Linked DNA regions of Homo sapiens: region 2 is linked to region 1. Evidence: chromatin contacts called from ENCODE Hi-C or POLR2A ChIA-PET data. All regions are on one chromosome and are shown on one strand. Each heading gives the region's core, a stretch centred on a gene start or an enhancer-like site at or near the end of the contact. The rest is flanking DNA. Distances are from core to core; before and after follow the strand shown. Region 1 has its middle 34 kb from the start of TNIK. Region 2 overlaps FNDC3B (fibronectin type III domain containing 3B).

What was found. A loop is a pair of places that touch in the nucleus more often than their neighbours do. ChIA-PET counts read pairs that join two places held with the same protein, here RNA polymerase II (POLR2A).
Region 2: a loop to region 1 is called in a map with no recorded cell type, with 2.6 times the contacts of the local background. The contact joins two enhancer-like sites. A Hi-C loop is called at or near these places in 1 of 37 single-sample maps with no recorded cell type. POLR2A ChIA-PET finds 5 or more read pairs at or near these places in 1 of 52 experiments (A673).

The regions. Positions count from the first base shown.
Region 1 is chr3:171,493,153-171,495,852 of GRCh38, reverse strand. No RefSeq gene overlaps it. Among named protein-coding and RNA genes, the nearest start is that of TNIK, 34 kb to the right of the region's middle. Within about 2 kb of position 1,257, at least 3 of the 41 ENCODE cell types and tissues checked have a DNase peak (open chromatin) inside an H3K27ac peak, as active enhancers do.
Region 2 is chr3:172,220,477-172,223,176 of GRCh38, reverse strand. All of the region lies in intron 3 of FNDC3B (fibronectin type III domain containing 3B), which reads right to left. Among named protein-coding and RNA genes, the nearest start is that of FNDC3B, 180 kb to the right of the region's middle. RefSeq lists an enhancer at 1-404. Within about 2 kb of position 1,441, at least 4 of the 41 ENCODE cell types and tissues checked have a DNase peak (open chromatin) inside an H3K27ac peak, as active enhancers do.

The DNA.
Region 1 (2,700 bases), core at 8-2,507:
ACTCTTTAGAGGAATGATGATAATAAATCCAATCAGTAGATTTATCTGGGAGAAGAATTAATGGGTCACATCCAATGTATATATCTTCAAATTCCTTAATAAGCAGAGATGGACCAGTATTTTTTCAGTGTCCCTGGTGATTCTATGGGGCAGCCAGGGTTAAGAATCAATGCTGCAGATATTTACATAGTCAAGTACCCAGCCTAGCAGACTAGGCATTTGCCACTCCCAATTTCAAATTCCCAGAGGAGAGAATTTGTGTGGCTCAGGTTGGGTTAGGTATATACCTCAATCCCAGTTAAGTTGGCCCAACAGGCAGGATCACATAGTGCAAACAGGTTGACTTGGGGTCTCATTCCTGTGGCTAAGGCAGTTCCTACAGAAAAATGGGGAGAAGAGTGTTATTGTATGTTGGACAGACACCTAAATATGTGGCTTGACAGATATATGGAGTTCTTACTACTTGTTCCAGAACAATTGAAGACAGCTTGCAAAGACACAAACAATGCAGGATGTTAAAAAATCCATCAAATTAAGATACCTATGGAAAATAAAAGAGATTGTAGGAGGAATCAGGTGAAAACGAGGTAAGATTAGTGTTCCAAGTTATGCCCTGAAGGCCAGCACACTCTACTAGAAGTGCATCCCAAATTTGTATGTAAGCTTCCTTGCAGCAAACACTAAAACTGAAAATCAGCTACCCAATTCCCAGTATTCATAAGGTAACATACCAGTCCCCAGGAGAAGGGCAGCTTTCCCTGAAGAGAAAAGAGTGAAGGTGAAGGAGCTGAAGAAGGTGACTTTTCAGTCACTGGAGAAGAATTTCTCTTCTTTGGCTTCGTGAGCCCTAGACTTGATCTTCTTGCAGGAAATAGGGCAATGAATTGTTACGACTTCCCTTGCCCAGACCTGTAGCCCAAGGTAAAGTGCAGAGGGCAGGGTGCAACCTGAGCTTGGTGTGGAGTGCCTGTAACACTGATGAAATAGAGAACAACTTCAGCCGAGACTTCATTTTCTTTTCTGAAGAGAAATCTCCTACTTAAAATTTCCCTTAAACCTGCTTCTCCTCCACTCCAACCACAACCCCAACCATACCATAAACTTTCTGGTGTCAAAGTTGGGTTGTTTACTTACACAAGACTCAAGCACTTAACTAGATGGAAACCACATTAGGGTTGATTCTCTTTAAAGGAACTCTGAGGGAGTTTGAAGTTCTCTATGTGATTGACATCAGTCAGTTCACAGAGGAAAGATGAGCATTTATGAGATGGGGATGTGAGATGAAAAGGAAACGAGAAAAGGAAATGAGGTTTGACAGCCAGGGTGCTGCCATTTTGAGTTCACTTTCCAGAAACTTACCCTACTGTTTATCCTCCACCTAAATCCATCTTCCAAACAGACTTGAGTTCGATCTCATTTAATTTAATCAGGAAATTTTCTATTTCCCTATATTAAGTAGGGTCGACATATCAGAGAAATGAACAAACAAAAACCAACTGTGGCAAAGAATGTCTGTTTTGTTGGCAAACAACATGAAGATGGAGATGATTCAGCCATGGGCCATTTGGAGATCATTTAAACAGCTGCCCATGCCTGGGTTCCACTTCGATGGTGCATCCAGACATAAGACTCCTAATCCAGTGCTCTTCTTTCTCCTTCAGCACTCTATTGGGCCCACTAAGCAAGTACTGAGCCATCTCAGGGCACAGAGTAAAAGGCCATGACATTCAAAGGGGCAGGGCCTTGGAATCAAACAGGTCTGGGTTCTAAACCTGCTCTGTTCAATAACTCAACCTCTCTCAGGCTAAGTTTTAACACCTCTGAAATGGAGTAATAATGCCTCCTGTTGAAGTTAGAGATAATGTAAATATTAGCAACAATGCCAAGTATTAGAAATAATACAGCACATAAATTAGAACCTGGAAGGTAAATAGGAGGAGTTCTATAACTGAAAGTAATTATTCAGTCCACCTGCTCATCAATCTACTTATTATTTTTATTGCTTTTTCCTGTTCTTTGCTAGTTCTGAATATAAGCTACTAAGTCAAGTTGGGCAGAAAGAATGGAGTAGCAATGAGAGATTTCACGGTGGCTCATGCCTGTAATCCCAGCATTTTGGAAGGCTGCGGCGGGTGGATCACCTGAGGTCGAGAATTCGAGACCAGCCCGACCAACGTGGAGAAACCTTGTCTCTACTTTTAAAAAAGTACAAAATTATCCGGACTTGGTGGTGCATGCCTGTAATTCCAGCTACTTGGGAGGCTGAGGCAGGAGAATCTCTTGAACCTGGGAGGCGGAGGTTGCTGTGAGCCGAGATCGCGCCATTGCATTCCAGTCACCGGGCAACAAGAGCGAAACTCCGTCTCAAAAAAAAAAAAAAAAAAAAAAGAATCAGCTTCCTTCAGAAAGCCACAGTTCCAGAGGAGTATTCCACATCTCTAGGAAAGTGAACATAGGGGTTCATAGTTCAGGATTCTGCAATGGTTTTGGTGGTAGGAGTAACGGGAAGTGGGAAGTAAGCTGACTTTGCCCAGTAAAGAGAGGCTGTCACTGCAGCCTCACTGTGGATGTTTGTCTTGTAGCCCGTGCGTTGGCTCTTAGGTGCCAATTCGTCCATCTGCCTTCATCAGACTGCTGCACAGCTCTGGTCAAATACCTGTCTTCTACAGATAACAGTCCTCTGCTCTCCAGTCTCTGGAA
Region 2 (2,700 bases), core at 192-2,691, 730 kb before region 1:
TGCTGAACTGTGTTTGAGAATGCCCAATATTATTGTAATCTTTCCCTAATTAAAACACTAATTTCTCTTCGTAAAGTTCCTAAAAGTCTGCTAGCAATTGTTAATGAATTGAATTTTCATTTACTTAAACCTTGAACCAGAAAGGTTGGAGAGCCGCTTTATTATTCAATCAATGGTAATTAATGCAATGATTGTATGACAGTATTCACACATCAAAGAGACAAAAGGAAAGACCAGCAACATTGTATTCTTAGGACCACACAAGCTCTTGGAGAGCTCCTGAGCCTCCACCAAGGCTGCAAGATCATTCTGCCTCATCCTCTGTTTCTTCCCTGCTACCAGGGATCCCCAAGAGCAGGGGCGCCCAATCCCCAGGCCACGGACCACTATTGGTTTGTGGCCAGTTAGGAAATGGGCTGCACAGCAGGAGATGAACAGTGGGCAAGCGAGCATTACTGCCTGAGCTCTGCCTCCTGTCAGATCGGCAGCGGCATTAGATTCCTAATCAGCAGCGAACCCTATCGTGAAGAGGGATCTAGGCTGTGTGCTCCTTATGAGAATCTAACTAATGCCTGATGATCTGAGGTGGAACAGTTTCATTCTGAAACAGCCCCCCTCACCCCCAATCCGTGGAAAAATTGTCTTCCACAAAAACGGTCCCTGGTGCCAAAAAGGTTGGGAACTGCTGACCTAGAGCTCACACATCTCAGATGCTATCTTCACAACATTCACCCATTCTGGGAGCAGACAGAACCAGACTGATTAGGTGAATTACAAATAAAGTTTGGAAGTCTGAAATGGTGGAAACTGGGAATCCAGGGTACAAATCATCATTTAAACAAGTCTTAGAAAAAGATCAGCTATAAACTAATCAATTATACTATAATTTCAGGCACTTTTAAATGGTATTTTTATCATCTGAGTATTCATGTGCTTGTCTATAATCTGATAATGAATTCATAGAATTATTGTGCTTGTCTATAAACTGGTACTTGTGTGTCTAAACGGCTATTTTTCAACAATAGCCATTAGCTGCAATAGATCACATTTTTTCCTAATTGATTTAAATATCATCTTGCTCAAAAAGGATGTAAAGGAGTTGACATCACAACATAGCAAGATGAAAATAAGGCAAAGATGAAATAATGATGTGATAAAATCTAATTTATCCTATAAAAGTGACCCTTCAGTCTTTTTAAATAGCTGAGGAACAGAAATTCTTGCTGGCAGAAGTAGCCATAAGGCCACAGCTAGTAGGTAAACAGATAATAATGGTGAAAGTAATTATCAGAACAAATGGTCTAAATACAAGTACATTTAAGCTGTTTGCAATGGGTCTAAGACTGCATACAAAATGTGAGGTCTTCTGATGAATCTCATAAATGTCTAATGATGAATCTGCAATCATTCATGGTGACTCAAGACTCTTACACAAGCTAAGAGATAATGTAGGCACTTTGGTTAGCCTTGACATTCTTTTTTTTTTTTAAATTATTCAACACTGATTAATCCCACAAGGGAACTAAAAGGAAGACAAAGAAAATAAAGCACAGATGCTAACTTTAAAGAAATTCGAACTCTGCTGCAGTGGTTCTTCAACTTCAGTGTGCATCCACATCATCTAGAGCGTTTCTTAAAATACAAATTGCTAGGCCCCACTTCGCACAGTGTCAGAATCAGAAAGTTCAGAGGGAACCTCCAAGAATGAGTATTTCTAACAAGGTCCCAGGTGGTATGGATGCTGCTGTCTAGGGACCATGCTTTGATAAGCTCTGACTTCATGAGACAGAAGACTATAAGAACCAGACTTTCCACCAACATCAGGAACTAGACAAGGATGTCCACTTTCATCACTGAGATTCAACATTGTACTGGAAGTTCTAGCCAGAACAATTAGGCAAGAAAAAGAAAGGCATCCAAATTGGAAGAAGTAAAACTTATCTACTCACATATGACATATCCCAACGTATAGAAAATCTCAAAGATCCCACAAAAAAAATTACTAGAGCTAGCACACTAATTCAGTAAACCTGCAAGGTATAATATCTGCACAAAAAAAGCCAATTGTGTTTCTACACACCAGGAATGAACAATCAGAAAATTAAGAAAACAATTCCAATCATAACAGCATCCAAAAGAATAAAATACCTGGTGATAAATTTAATCAATGGAGTGAATGGTCTATATACTGAAACTACAAAACACTGCTAAATAGTAGCATGAAAAAGAAGATTTATTTATTTTTTTTTAATAGAGCCAGAGTCTCACTATATTGCCCAGGCTGATCTCAAACTCCTGGGGCTCAAGTGATATTCCTCGGCCTCCAAAGTACTGGGATTACAGGCATGAGCCACCACACCCAGCCATGGAAGATTTATTATTAAGCTAGCAATAATACTCAAAGTGATCTAGAGTCAATGTAATCCTATCAAAATTCCAGGGACTCCAAATAGACAAAAAGAATGAACTTGGACCCCTATCTCATATCATATACAAAAATCAACTCAAAATGGATCATAGACCTACTTATAGAAGCTTAAAAAAAATAAAACTCTTAGAAGAAAACAGAAGTAAATCTTCATGACACTGCATTTGGCAACAGATCTATAGACACCAAAAGTACAAGCAACAAAAGACAGATAAAATGAACTTCATCAAAATTAGAAACTTTTGTGCATCAAAAGACATAACTAGGAAAAT